Linked DNA regions of Homo sapiens: region 1 is linked to region 2. The links are chromatin loops, found by intact Hi-C in ENCODE. Cell type or tissue: heart right ventricle. All regions are shown on one strand.

The links. Hi-C counts contacts between places; a loop is a spot of excess contacts. Peaks named below come from ENCODE experiments on the same cell type or tissue, not always from the same donor. Only the 100,000 strongest peaks of a DNase experiment are listed, where the experiment ranks them.
Region 1: it touches region 2 in a loop (2.4-fold over the local background); 10 of 110 quality-filtered maps call a loop at or near these places.

The regions. Positions count from the first base shown.
Region 1 is chr4:48,850,861-48,858,860 of GRCh38, reverse strand. It overlaps OCIAD1 (OCIA domain containing 1), which reads right to left. Exons shown (of 9, transcript NM_017830.4): 7 at 6,886-7,055; 8 at 1,496-1,648. It overlaps OCIAD1-AS1 (OCIAD1 antisense RNA 1), which reads left to right. Exons shown (of 2, transcript NR_146806.1): 2 at 6,636-6,854. Among named protein-coding and RNA genes, the nearest start is that of OCIAD1-AS1, 5.3 kb to the left of the region's middle. In heart right ventricle, no CTCF peak of the experiment used is centred here; no DNase peak of the experiment used is centred here.
Region 2 is chr4:48,574,615-48,582,614 of GRCh38, reverse strand. It overlaps FRYL (FRY like transcription coactivator), which reads left to right. Exons shown (of 64, transcript NM_015030.2): 20 at 1-118; 21 at 1,010-1,195; 22 at 1,664-1,750; 23 at 3,374-3,642; 24 at 6,393-6,585; 25 at 7,374-7,498. Among named protein-coding and RNA genes, the nearest start is that of ZAR1, 88 kb to the right of the region's middle. In heart right ventricle, a CTCF peak has its summit at 4,048 (motif pointing left); a DNase peak (open chromatin) is centred at 4,047; H3K27ac peaks cover 687 bases.

The DNA.
Region 1 (8,000 bases), 280 kb before region 2:
GCTATTCCAAAAAGACTTAAAAGAAACCAGGATTTAAAAATTCATCTTTAAGAAATGCCTTAGAAGCTGGCATATAACTCTTTCAAATTCACAAATGTACAAGAAAGGTCAGGCACAGTGGCTCCCACCTATAATCCCAGCATTCTGGGAGGCCAAGGTGAAAGGACTGGTTGAGCCCAGGAGTTTGAGACCAGCCTTGGCAACATAGGGAAAAACCCACTGCACCAAAAAAAATTTTTAACAGCCAGGGATGGTGGCATACAACTGTAGTCCCAGCTACTCAGGAAGCTGAGGTAGGAGGACTGCTTGAACCCAGGAGGTCAAGACTGCAGTAAGCCATGATTACACCACTGCACTCCAGCCTGGGTGACAGAATAAAACCATCTCAAAAAGAAAAAACAAACAAACAGAACAAAAAAACACGAGAAAAACCCAAATGTACAAGAAAATCAATCTCATTACTCAATCATTCTGTGGTTAGGCCACAAGTGGTATTACAGCGCAACGCCAACCTCAGGTCACTACAGCAACTTATGCGATAGATGTATCATTAGGAAAATAAGACTATCAGATCTCCAAGGAGATTTGTTGTAAGAGAGAAACAGTCAAATGAGTATGTCTCTACCCTGTGTTAAACTAATCTTGCTGTCTTAAGACTTACTATTTGGACTTCACTATTTTCTTCCTTTTTTTGGCGGGGGGAGGGGGGAACAGAGCCTCGCTCCGTCATCCAGGCTGCAGTGCAGTGGCGTGATGTCGGTTCACTGCAACCTCTGCCTCCTGGGTTCATGCAGTTCTCCTGCCTCAGCCTCCCGAGTAGCTAGGATTACAGGCATGCACCACCATGCCCAGCTGATTTTTGTATTTTTAGTAGAGACAAGGTATCGCCATGTTGGCCATGCTGGTCTCCAATTCCTGGCCTCAAGTGATACACCCAGCTTGGTCTCCCAAAGTGCTGGGATTTCAGGCATGAGACACCACACCTGGCCTTGACTTCATTATTTTCTAACACAAAATGGCCTTTGGAACACCTTAAAAATGGAAAACTGGCCGGACACGGTGGCTCAAGCCTGTAATCCTAGCACTCTCAGAGACTGAGGCAGGCGGATCACAAGGTCAAAAGATCGAGACCATCCTGGCCAACATGATGAAACCCCATCTCTACTAAAAATACAAAAAATTAGCTGGGCGTGGGGGCCTGTAGTCCTAGCTATTTGGGAGGCTGAGGCAGGAGGATTGCTTGAATCCAGGAGGCAGAGGCTGCAGTGAGCCAAGATCGTGCCACTGCACTCCAGCCTGGCGACGGAGCAAGACTCCGTCTCAAAAAAAAAAAAAGAACTGATAACTGTAAAGTACTATTTTAAAAATATTTTACTTTGGTTAATTGCTTGAAGAGTTAAATCACATATTAATTAATTTTTTATAGTATTGTTTTAAAGTAATGTTTTAGTTTCCAATCCTCAACAGTAAAGTGATTCAGACTAAACTATCATACCTTCTTTTTTTGGCACTCTTTCATGCATAGGCCTGACTGAGGGGTCAGTCTTTTGTGTTAAAGATACTTCATATGACTCTCTGTTCTTATTCCTTAATTCCTCATATGTAATATTTTTTCTTTTAGGACTTTCTTCAAGGTTGGGATCAGGTCCTAAAACAACAAACAGTTAATAAATGGTAATAAAAGGATTTGTATAACTCTAAAGCAACTAAATTTTACAAATGCTCCTTACAAAAGGAGCTACAATCAAAATAGAATAAAGAATCAAATTATTACCACCATTTCACAGGTACTATACTTTCACCAAGATAATCATCAAACTGAAATCTACTTCCACCCATATTTTTAAGCTTTTATTTCTAAAAATTAAAATGGACATCAAAAATTTTAAAAACTAAACCACAGCCAGAAGAAAAATATGTATCATAATATATAACAGTACAATTTAAACTCATTAAAATACCAGTGTTTTAAACTGGAGTTACTCATACTGTATACAGAATTAAAAGAGAAATATATTCTACTAGGGACAACTGAATAAAACTTGACATAGCATAGATTTTACTCAATATATAGTTAAATAGTCCTATAACCACAGACTCTATGAAAACAACTCCAGCTATTTTCAAAAATCATTTATTTTACCTTTTTACAAAATTTAAACAAAAATACTGAAAATAGGCCAGGCACAATGGCTCACAACTATAATCCCAGCACTTTGGAAGGCCGAGGCGGGCGGATCACCTGAGGTCAGGAGTTCAAGACCAGCCTGGCCAACAAGAAACCTCATCTCTACTAAAAACACAAAATTAGTTGGGCGTGGTGGCACACACCTGTAATCCTAACTACTAAGGAGGCTGAGGCAGAATCGCTTGAACCCAGGAGGCGGAGGTTGCAGTGAGCTGAGATCGCGCCATTGCACTCCAGCCTGGGCAACAAGAGCAAAACTCTGTCTCAAAAAAAAAGGAAAAAAAGTTGAAAATAATTACTTGAAAAGTATAAAACATAGCCTTTAATCAGAATATGTGTTGTTTTCATTCCAGTCTAACAGATGCAATGTTGATGCAGAAGAAAGTATCAACTGTTATTTTGGCCTGGGAACTAACATTTATTCTTTATTTCTCCCAAAGAGAGTCAAAATGTGAATATTACATATTATCATAGAGTCAAATGTAAATATAATGCAGTGGTTACTCCTAATATTGGTTGACAGGATCAAATAGTGAACATAGTTTATACAATTTATAAACAGCAAAAAAGGCCATATGAACATTAAAAAAAAAAGATGCTAACATTCAGTGAACAACTACTTAACTTACAAAGTCTTACCTACCACATACCACACCAAAAGTACTGTTTTTCAAAGATGTTTTCAATAAGACATACAAATTGGGCATATACTTTTAATATTAACTTTTTAAAAAATAATTTTTGTGATACTTATTTAGAACTCAAAGGTAGGATCCCAGTGAATAATCAGAATTTTCTAAGCAACATAACTATACATTAAATAATGTTTTCAACCATAAACTTTTTTTTTTTTTTTTGAGACAGAGTCTCACTCTGTTACCCAGGCTGGAGCACAGGGGCACAATCTCGACTCACTGAAACCTCCCCCTGCCAGGTTCCAGTGATTGTCCTGCCTGAGCCTCCCAAGTAGCTGGGATTATAGGCATGTGCCACTATGCCCAGCTAATTTTGCATTTTTAGTAGAGACAGGGTTTCGCCATATTGGTCAGGCTGGTCTTGAACTCTGACCTCAGGTGATCCACCCGCCTCGGCCTCCCAAAGTGCTGGGATTACAGGCATGAGCCACTGCACCCAGCCATTTTCAACCATAAACATTTATTCTGCTAAATAAATATATACTATACTTATATAAAGCAAAGAGGATTTAAATTTCTCCTAATTAGTTCTAGTATTATATGATGGTTCAAAACTACATTTTTCTTACTAAAAAAAGAATGTAAAGAAAAATATTATAACCTTATATTGGGATTAAAACACTTTGCATTTCATTAGTAATAAGTAATTACTGAACTCATTTCCCTTCACCATATATGTTATATTAAAAATTCTGAAGGAAATCGTGTGTACTTCAGGAACCTTGGGTTCTTAACCCCACTCTGCTGACAATTAGGAAATGTCCTTGGGCAAATCACTAAGCTTCTTTGAATCCTGGTTTTCTCAATTGCGAAATATGGTAGTTTGAGCAGATGATCTCTGAAGTTCCTTCCAGGTCTAATACTTTTTCTTATAAAAAATATTTTACCATTATAAAATTCTGGAACAAATAATGAAAATATACATCAGACAGAAGAAGACTGGGGAGAATTTCCCACACTATGGAGAGAACATGATTTACTATTTTGGGAAGGTTATAAAGAACTGGAAGGAATAAAAAAATGTAAAGTGGCACTGATTTAAATCTAACTGTAATAAACTCTAAGTCTCCTAACAGCTCTGAAGGAGTGCTTGCTATTTTAAAAGATTAATAACTCTCTGAATTCCTGGTAAAAGAAAGCAGAACTAAAGTAGGACTTAAACCAAAGAATAAGATGCCCTGGTAGGGGAGGATAGCATCTGGGGCAAAGCAAAAGCAGGCCACTGCTGGCCCATGTGGAGAGCAGTAAAAAAGTAGCCACTTTGATTTAGAGAAGGGGGTCAGAAGGCAGAGCAGTGGATGGATGGATGGCTGCTGTGGAAGGCATAAAATAATATTAAGACATGGCCTTGCTAAGTAGTCTGTGGGTAGATACCAAAGGGCTTTTTGTTTGTTGGCTTTTGTATGGAAAAAAACTATATAACAGAATTTCCTAATGCAAATGGTGGGGAAGATGCAAGTCATCACAAGGAAAGAGTTAGTGCATGTCTAGAATACAGTAGTGCCCCCTTATCTGTGGTTTCGCTTTCCAGGGTTTCAGTTACCTGCAGTCAACCATGGTCTGAAAATATTACATGGAACATTCCAGAAATAAACAGTTCATAAATTTTAAATTACACCCTGTTCTGAGTAGTGTGATAAAATCTTGTGAGGTTCTGCTCTGGTCCATCCAGGACTTGAATCATCCCTTTGTCCAGCATATCCACACTGTCTACACTACATGCCTGTTAGTAACTTAGTAGCCATCTAGATCAAAAAAACATAGAACATAAAGGATTTGGTAATATCTGAGGTTTCAGGCATCCACAGGGGTCTTCGAACTTATCCCCCATGGATAAGGGGGGACTACTGTACAAGAAGAATGGATTTGAACTTCAGACTGGTTAAATGAGACATAGTGAGGAACAAGGACAGCTGCCTTTGGAGATAAGATAGTGACTTTAGCCATTCTCTCCTAATCTGCCCATTCCCTTCCTTCCTTTTCTGACTAATTTGATGCCTTTGCTTCCAACCATTAAAGAAAAAAATAAAAAAATCAGAGTTGAGGATTAAGAAGCTCTCAATAACTTTCATCCAAATTCTTTAATCATCTGAACTTCCATTCTTTCCTGTCTCTTCCTTTATACAAGGCTAATACTCACCCCTTTGCCCCGACTTTTGCTCTTAAGTAGTGCTGTCCAACATAACTTTCTGCAATGATGAAAATGTTCTATATTGGCACTAACACGGTAGCCACTAGCACATGTGACTATTGAGCAAGTGAAATGCTACCAAAGCAATTGAGAAATTGAATTTTAAATTTCATTTAACTTTAATTAATTTAAATAGCCACATATGGCTAGCGGCTACTCTGACCTACCTAGAACCCCCTTCTGCATTCTCTAGAACCTTCTCTGACCTATAATCAACTTCTCCCTTTCCACTGTATACCCTCCCCTCCCTTTAACTTCTTTCCCTCTAATCTTTTAAAATTTAAAGAGTATACTCTACAAAGGTCCATAATCCCTTATCCAAACCTTGGGGTCAGGTATGTTTCACTATTCAAAGTTTCTGAGGTTTTAGAAAAATACTACAGTAAATACCCCTTATATTACTTAATATCCATCCATTCAGAGGTTTAGGACAGGAATGAGTAAGCAAACACATTAATATTTCTATAATGAAATAAAGGAAAAATCTTATCTGGCAAAGTAAATAAAGTCTACGTTTATATAACTTATGTGAATTTAGGTCAGGGTATTCTGCTAAATGAATTCAGGTCAGATTTTATTACCAGTTTAATTATTAAAAAACAAAAACAGGCCGGGGGCAGTGGCTCACACCTGTAATCCCAGCACTTTGGGAGGCCGAGGCGGGCGGATCACGAGGTCAGGAGATCAAGACCATCCTGGCCAACACAGTGAAACCCCATCTCTACTAAAAATACAAAAAATTAGCCGAGCGTGGTGGCGGGCACCTGCAGTCCCAGCTACTCAGGAGACTGAGGCAGAATGGCGTGAAGCTGGGGGGGCGGAGGTTGCAGTGAGCCGAGATCGCACCACTACAGTCCAGACTGGGCGACAGAGCAAGACTCCATCTCAAAAAAAAAAAAAAAAACAAAAAACAAAAAAAAACTTGGCTTAAACCTTTTTGAATTTCAGGATTTTAGATAAAGAATTACAGACCTGTATTTCCCGTTTCTAATTCCTCATCTTTTACTGCCGACTAGACTGAAGGAAAGAAACTAATGTTTTTTGAGTCTATTATTTGCCAGACATTGCCTCTGATTATTTCCTCTAATTCCAACAGTTCATTAAGAGAGGTAGTATCATCTCCATTCAACTGATCAAGAAACTGAAAGGATCATAAAGTAGTTATAATAATATTACTACATTATTATAATGTAGTAGTAGTATTACAAGGTCACATAGCTAGCAAATGTCAATCATGATTCAAATCCAAGCCTTAATACAAAATTGATGTTGTTGCACTTACATGTGTGATCTTCAAAGCTAGTATTTACAAACTTCACAAAGCATTTTCACATGGATTTTCTCACTTGACAACAGTTCTTTCTTGTATTACAGACAGGGAAGCTGAAAGCCTTTAAAACCCAGCCTATCAAATGTAACCTTTTTATACCTTTCCTGGAGCTCTACTTCCTGAGACACGATTTATCATTTCTTCTTCACTATTCCACTAAGCTTGCCTTAGTATTTTCAATTACTGGGACATACTAGTAATTCATCCTTGTATTTCTATATCTTCTAACAGACTGAAAGTTTTTCAGGGACAAGAACCAAGTGTTATTCATCTTCTTCCACGTCTAGCAGAGTCCTTGACACCTACTGGTCCTCAAGAAAAGTTGAATGAATGAAGAAACAAATGAACAAACATGCTGAGTTTAGGTTGATGATTGATGGTAGAACACACAGGTGATATCCAGCAGAAAAGGTCATCAAATAAAGTTTATACATACGTTGGACCATAAAATGTTGAAATTCATTTCAAGAGAAGTTTCTACCTTGGACAATATGATCAGTAATACCAGTGGGAGCAGATTCATTCATAGAAGAACTGAATGGAATTGGCTCATAATGAGGAAGCATTTCTATGTTGTCTGCTGCTGGGGATGTCACAAAAGATGATTGACCACTCACACTTGAGTCATATTTTGACTTTTGATAATAGTGCCTGTAAATGAAAATCATATTGTAGTAAGAAATATGAGTCATTGCCTATATCTTAAAGAAGTGTTAAAATAACTTCTTTCATATAGCTTATTTCCAAAATTATATATACATATAATTTTTTTTATTTTTTTGAGACAGGGTCTTGCTCTGTCACCCAGGCTATAGTGCAGTGACGCAGTCTTGGCTTATTGCAATCTCCACCTCCTAGGCTCAAGCAATCCTCCTACCCCTCAGCTTCCCAAGTAGCTGGGACTACAGGCATGCGCCACCACTTGGTTTTTTGTAGAGATGAGGTCTCACTATATTGCCCTGGCTGGTCTCAAACTACTGGGCTCAAGCAACCCTCCTGCCTCAGCTTCCCAAAGTGCTGGGATTACTGGCATGAGCCACCGCGTCTGGCCTCAAAATAATTTTTAACGCAGTTATTTATAATCAGTAAAATGAGGTCTGTTTCTTTCTGCCAACAAAACACTTTTAAAAAGTCCTGACCCACTTATACATCTTAAAAGCAGTCACTGTCAGTATAGAAAAATAGGAAATGTATACCCAGCCTTTCAAGATAATTTTAGTATGTTTGAAAGTTCTTGGAAAGAAAAAGCACTTTAAATCAGGTCTAATTTCAATAACCATGCCCGTTTCCCATGTCAATTGAGAAGGTAATATCACAGCTAAGAATCTATATAAACACTAATTTGCTAAAGCAGATACAAATTCTCTCTCATGGGGATTATATTGCTTGCCTATCTGTTTAAGAAGCATTAAAATGAAAAGCTGAAATCTGTTAAGAGATGGGATTGATAAGATTTGGGAATTCAAAAGAAAAGTCCAAACTATAGTAACCAAAGGTGTTTGCCAAATTGAATCGAGATAAAATCCTTTATTCTAGAACATGTACTCCCAATAGGACACAACTCTATATTTACAACAATGAAGGCCAGATGCAGTG
Region 2 (8,000 bases):
TCGTGAAGTGACTGATGTCCATCCCACACTTCTTGATAATGCCGTAAAGATGTTGGTACAATTAATAAATCAGTGGAAACAAGCAGCCCAAATGCATAATAAAAACCAGGACACTCAGGTACCAGATTCTTTTCTATTGTCCTTTTGTATGTGGTCAGTGCTAAATGACCAATAATGGTTTTAATACAGATTTACTTTATCAAACACTAAAAGTATTATTAGTTCTATTCACTCTCAATGTGTTCCTAATCCCTTAAACTGAACTTTCCCATAGTTCCTGTAGTGAATATATAGTGTTTATGTGTCTAACTTTTCTAATCTTCTTCTTTGGGTTTTTAATGAGCATAGAAATTAGAGATAATTCCAGCTCACTTTTAGGTTGTTTCCAATATATTTAAAGCCAGTACAATAAATTTTTGGTAGTCTTCCATTTGGGTTATTTGATTGTTTTATCCATGTCACCAGTCCCTGTTTCACATAGACAGTAACTGTGCTCCTTAACCATAAAAGATGCTCAAATCATTGATTTATGATAATGTGTAAATCATAGAACCTTGAAATTTTAGACCCGAGCCATTGAAGCCACCCTAGCTTCTCAACCTTTAATGAGCATGCAAATCAACAGGGCCCTAAGAAAGAGTTTCAGGAGTTTCTTAGAAGCTCTCAGGTATTGCCAGGCTGCTGGTCCACACTCTGAGTGTGAAAGATACACTACAATCCCCTCATTTTCCACATAGAAATCAGATGAAGAGCAACTGTCAGTTCCAAGGTTACAAAATAGTCAGAGAATGGTAGAAGTTAGGTACAGAATTCATATTTAGACTGCCAGTGAAATGTTTTCACTGTGCACACTATTCCATTTTTATAAAATACATGCGATTTACATTGCTTGAGCTGAGGCAGACCGGTAGTCATAATCACTATGATTTGCTTTATTTTTTATTAACTGTTTTTCGGAAATGTCTGTGCATATATTTTTATATTTTGTTTTTAACTTCTGTTTTTCAAGCATGGTGTAGCTAATGGAGCTTCTCATCCCCCTCCTCTGGAAAGGAGCCCATATTCCAATGTATTCCATGTGGTTGAAGGCTTTGCGCTTGTCATTCTCTGTAGCAGTCGACCTGCCACTAGGAGACTAGCCGTCAGTGTCCTTAGAGAAATACGGGCTTTATTTGCACTTCTGGAAATACCTAAGGTAAGATTTAGGTATTTCATTCAGTTATCTATTGAAAGTACTTAAAAACCATCTCTTTGTCCATCCTTATCCCATGTAGGTAGGTTACTACCATGGGTCTAAACTAACCTACCGTTCTCAATTGGGAGGCCGAGTCGGGCGGATCACGAGATCAGGAGATCGAGACCATCCTGGCTAACACGGTGGTCTCTACTAAAAATATAAAAAAAAAATTAGCCGGGCGTGGTGGCGGGCGCCTGTAGTCCAGCTACTCGGGAGGCTGAGGAGAATGGCGTGAACCCAGGAGGCGGAGTTTGCAGTGAGCCGAGATGGCGCTGCTGCACTCCAGCCTGGGTGACAGAGCGAGACTCCGTCTCAAAAAAAAAAAAAAAAAAATAGTGCTGAAGTGAATTTTTAGTGTTTACTTGGGTTTGGCTACTTTGCTTAAACATTCCTAATTTTTTTAGACATATGATGTCTTTTTTACAGGGTGATGATGAATTAGCCATAGATGTGATGGACAGGCTAAGCCCATCCATTCTTGAGAGCTTCATACATCTCACTGGGGCTGATCAGGTAACTATAGTGACTTCATTCTACCCAATCTTGTTTTGAGACTTATGACAGACACATATGTATACATGTACATGTGCATACATAAAATAACTTCCTTAACAAATGTAATGAGTTAGAAAGTATTTTTGAAAAGTAGAAAATGCTTAAGAGTAGTACTTAAAAAGTGACATTCATTTATACTTGGTTAAGTACTCTTCTACATAGAAATAAAAATTATTTTATGTTTGTAAAATTCTCATCCTTCCAATCTAAGAAGTTTCTGTTAAATGGAATCTTTATGCTACCGTTTGCTCTTTATTATGGCATATAATATTCGTGAGATAGAAATACTTGTGAAAATGCTACGGGAAAAAAATGGTGATACTCAAAGCAAAAACTTACACCCTGCTTTTTTGGCAACTGTTTTTTGTGTATCACATAAGTTTAAGTATAGTGGATTAAGTACATAGTGTTTTATACCAATGTCATATGTAATTTGACTCATTAAAATGGAGAGAAACACTTTGTCCACAAACATATTACTAACAAAGTTTATGCAAACTTTCTTGCTTGGTCTTGGTTGGGTAAAAGGTCATATATTAAGATTCCAAAGTTGATGTAAGAATAGCTATAAAACCTTACTATTTAAAAATATTTCCTCCTATTTTAGAATACATGGTCAAGAGGTTAATGCATAACATTAAGAGCTTGCGGCATAACACCTGATTCTTATAATTCATGAGTTATATGTAGCCAAGGGAGGTAATAAGGTTTTATAAGCCTAAGAGATTATTAGAAATCTGTACAATTCCCCCCCGCCATGATGCTACCATGATGCTAAACTTTTTAAAAAACTAATTTTTAATTTTTATTTATTTTTAAATAGATACAATTGTACATATTTATGCGGTGCAATTTGATGTTTCCATACATGTCTATATTGTATAATGACCCAATCAGGGTAGTTAGTGTATCCATCATCTCATGTGTTTATCATTTATTTGTGGTAAGAACCTTTAAAAGCCTCTCTTCTAGTTATTTTATGAAAGGATCTATACAATTCAAAACATTTTGTTTTAGATATTAACCATAAATTATGAATTATTCCAAAAAGAGAGTAATGGATGACTTGTTTCTTGTGCCTAAAGCAGTGCTTAATATACTTTTCTTTGAACATAAATGTTTATCTCTTCAGTATAAGAGTTCAAATATTGAACAAGTATTTAAGAATATATACCTCTGGAGAAGAGCTCATTTTTGAGTCTGTTCCACACATACATAGATACAGGTCAACATGAAAGTTAATGGTTCACTCTTTAGTTCTCTGGCAGCTTTTGGTATACGATGAAATTTGGATATTTATTTAAGAATTACTTAAATAGTGGTCCTGAACTTCTTTGGTTTATAGTCCTCTTGAGAATAATGAAAACAGTGGAATCCCTCTCCAAAAAAAAGACATGTATGCACATACAGAAACTTTACATGCAGTTTCAGGAATTCTCTACTCCCTTCAACCTACCATGGACTTTATATTATCTTGTTTTAGAAACTACTAATACACCACTTTCAGTTTAAAGCAATTTATATGGTAAAATTTCAAAGTTATTGAAATGTGTAATAATCAATTTTTTCCTCTCCATATAGACTACTTTGCTCTATTGCCCTAGCTCGATAGATTTACAAACTTTAGCAGAATGGAACTCTTCTCCTATTAGCCACCAGTTTGATGTGATTAGTCCATCACATATATGGATATTTGCACATGTGACCCAAGGCCAAGACCCATGGATTATAAGTCTCTCCAGTTTTTTAAAGCAAGAAAATCTTCCTAAACACTGCTCTACAGCTGTGAGCTATGCTTGGATGTTTGCATACACAAGACTTCAGTTGTTGTCCCCTCAGGTCGATATAAAGTAAGTTATTTTCCTAGTGTAAATTTAAAAATGTATAGACTGTCAGCTTTCATATGTATTTATTTGAAAAATTCAAAAGTATTACAGATTGGAAGGCCCATAAATAATATGTGATACTGCATTGATGTCTTAAGGAGGGAGAAGAATGTTGTCAAGGACATAGTCTCATAACTTCTTCATCCTTTTCATGTAATACAGTCTCACCAAATTTTAATTATTAATTTACTTAATAACACTGTACTTGGTACATAGTTGTGTCCATCGAATCTGTGTTAAGGGAAAAAATTGGGAAAGAATCTAAGGATGAGTATGGATGTAGACACAGAAGTTTGTAGATAAAGGGTGAGAAGCAGAGCGAAACTCAGCTCAGTGGCCTTACTTTTCCCGATGACAGTGTAAGGAAGGCCACCTTCTGGTGGGGAGTGGTAATAACACACTGAGTAGGAGATTTGAGGATGTTGGTAAAGATTTGGAATAACTGATGATGAAATGGAGAGTTGACCAAGGTCATTATAAATTTCAGTTAGTTTTTGTTTTGTTTTGTTTTTTTGCTCTTAAATACAGAGGAGAATTTTTGAATCTGGGTTTGGGTTCCTGATTTCTCCTTACAGAGTACACCACTGATCACATTGAATGGAATGAGTCCTCTCAGCATATAACTTGCCCATGTAAACCCAGCATCTGGATTGACCTATCACTGGAGGCCTACATTAAAGGCTCTTCAAACCTGACTTCACTCTGTACCTTTTTTCTTACTTTCTATCAATACTTTCAAAGTTGGAACCAAATTATCCCCTCAGAGTTCATTAAGTGTGGTTGATAGTTTCCATTTTGTGAGCTTTTGTTCACATGAGCGTAGGATACCTTTTTTTTTTTAATTTTTGCATATCCGTATCTAATATAGTTCAAATTCAATCTTATTTTTTAAAATCTCTTAAACTTCCTACCCAGAGTAGTCCTTCTTACTTTTGGATTTGAATATATATATATGTATATATATTTCTACATATACATGCTAATTGTATATATATGTTCTCAGGTATTGTGTATTGGATTTCTTTTTTGTTTTGTGTTTTGTTTTTTGTTTTTTTTTTAAAGAGGCAGGGTCTCACTCTGTCACTTAGGCTGGAATGCAGAGGTGTAATCATAGCTCATTGCAATGTCGAACTTCTGGGCTCAAGCAGTCCTCCCACTTCAGCCTCCCAAAGTGCTGGGATTATAGCTATGAGCCACCACACCTGGTCTGGATGTTACTTTTTAAATAAAGATTGACATTTGCCACCTTGCATACCATTTATGACCTTAAGTAGCCTTCCCTAATTACCATATTTTAAATTATAACCCCATATCCTACCAGCATTCTTTATCTCCCTTTTCTGCTCTATTTTTCTTCATCAAACTTAGCACCATCTGACATTGTTTTATTTATTTCTTTATTGTATGTCTCCCATGGCCTGCATGAGGGCAGTGATTTTTTTGACAGTTTTTTTGACTGATACGTTACCAGTGCTTAGATCGTTTTCTAACATACTAGGACATTGTTCTATGATGCTCTTGCTGAATTAACAAAGTGATGTGTTTGCATTACTTACCTTAACATATTACAAAACTAGTTGAAGGCAAGGATTATATATTTGTATTTTTCCTCTTTCGTTTTGCTCTCAGTTCTTAATTCTAACATAATTTCGGTATTTGGAAAGATTTATGGAATTGTTTCAAAATATTTTATTGATGTAATCTTTCAAGACAGAAATTTGGCAGAAGCCTTGAAAATATGTATCTTCTTTGACTCTGTGATTTCATTTTCAAGAATTACCTAAGAAAATAATTAACCATATATTCAAATGTATAGTATTGTGTATAATAGGGAAAAATTGCTATTAGCTAAAATGTCAAACAACAAAACTTTGGTTATATAAAATATGATACTTTATATTGATATAGCATATAGTTAATCAAAATAATGTCACAGAAGTATATTAATTTACATAGAGAGGTGAAAAATACGTAAGTCTAAAAGGTAGATACAAAATAAAATAAACATTTAATTCGTATAAATTAAAAGAGATGTATTCATGCACTTATAGTTCATGTATATGAATTAAAGATATATAGAATATGCAGTGTTTATTTTCATGTGGGATTAAAGGTGATTTTGATTTTGTTTTCTTTCTACATTGAGTATGCATAGTAAGTTATAAAATATGGCCCAATAAAATATTAACTTTTATCACAGGAGTAATAATGTTAAAATGATCTGGTAACATATTTTAATTTTTAATCCATTACTTTATTCATTGATATCAGTCCACAAAAACAGTACTAGTAATAAAAACCTTATGCTAACCATCTCTCTAATTAGCATTAGGCCAGGCATGGTGGCTCACCCCTGTAATCCCAGCACTTTGGAAAGCCAAGGCAGGTAGATCATCTGAGCTCAGGAGTTAGAGACCATCCTGGGCAACATGACGAAACCTCATCTCTACCAAAAATACAAAACATTTGCTGGGCGTGATGGCACACACCTGTAGTCCCAGCTACTCTGGAGGCTGAGGTGGGAGGATCACTTGAGCCTGAGAGGTGGGGAGGTTGCAGTGAGCCAAGATTATGCCAGTTGCACTCCGGCCTGGGTGACAGAGTGACACTCTGTCTCAAAAAAAAAAAAAAAGAAATTTAGCATTAGTTAAAATAAACTTTTAAAAACGTGTTGTGTTATTCATATCTGCCTATTTTTCTTTTTTTTTCCTTAGTAGCCCCATCAATGCTAAGAAAGTAAATACCACCACAAGCAGTGACTCATACATTGGCCTGTGGAGAAACTATCTGATCCTTTGCTGCAGTGCAGCAACATCGTCATCTTCCACATCTGCAGGTTCTGTGAGATGTTCTCCTCCTGAGACGCTGGCGTCTACCCCAGATAGCGGCTATAGCATTGATTCTAAAGTAAGTTTCTCAGATCCACTGTTGGATATATGAAATCTGAATGGCCCCATAAAAATAAGATTTTAAAATTTCTTTTTATGGACAATAAAGTAACTCAGTTGAAAATGTGTTACTTACTTGCAAAAAGGAAAATACCTCAAGAAAGCCCATCATTGCTTTTATGGATTCCTAGTTGGAATCAATAATACGTACATAGTTTTCCATTGGAAAGAAAGACCCGTGCTCATTCAGTTTATCATACTCAACATTTTTAAAGAAATTGTCATACCTATTTTCCCATATTCTAGTTTTTATAGTTCTCACACTTCTCAGAACCCAAAAGGAATCATTTAAATAATTAAACGCCTTTCTAGAATTTCCCTAAATTACGTAGTGATCTAAAGGGTACTTGATAAGAACAGTGGTTTAGTTTTCATGAAAATGACAAAACTTAAGACCAGCGTGTCTGACTTTAGCACTGATGACTATTTTAGAAGTCATTTTGTTTTCTTCATGTTCATGGACCAAAAGGTACAGAGTATCTGATGAAGGGAGTCAGCCTATTATATGATCATGAGTGTCTGTAAGAAATTAGGAGCCCCAAGTTCTGTTAATGAACTTGCATTAAGCCATTGGACAAGCTATTTAACCTTTTAAGTTATGTACACCCCAGGTGAAATTTGAGGTATCATTCATAGTAAAGTTTCACCTGTCCATTTATCCTTGACATAAGACTACTGAAATCTCAGATTATCTAATTGGACATAGTATCATTAGTGGCTGTTACAAATACGATATTTTTTTTCCAGATTATTGGCATCCCATCCCCTTCATCCTTGTTTAAGCACATAGTTCCAATGATGCGTTCTGAGAGCATGGAAATCACAGAATCCCTTGTTCTAGGTCTTGGCAGGACCAACCCAGGAGCTTTTAGGTAACTATGTTCGTACATTTTTTCTATGTCCTAAAAGAATAAATGTGCTACTTAGAAGGTGTGGTAGGGTCCTTAGAAGGTGTGGTAGGGTCAAGCAGAGTGCTTGACCGCATACCAGGCCTGACTTTCACCAATTAACTAGCCATGTAACATTTAACATGGATTAACATTAAAATCCAAACATTAACATTTATTGGAAGCTTTATTTCCTCATTTTGATTGAGCAGATTAAAACTTACCTATATGTTCTAGAAATAATGAAATGCCATATAAATATTTAATATTTTACTACTATATTTATTTATGTAGTCATTCTTTTAATGTGTAATCTTGCTCTAGTAGTTAAAACTCCAGTTTTCCCCCTTCTTATCCAAGAGAATTAGAGTATCTTTCAAAAAGTATTTACATAGATGTTTGATATCATTCGTGATGTTTTTTATATTAATGAAGCAAATTCTTCAGTTTTGCCTGAAGTTCTGCCTTGTCTCCTGGGCACAGAATT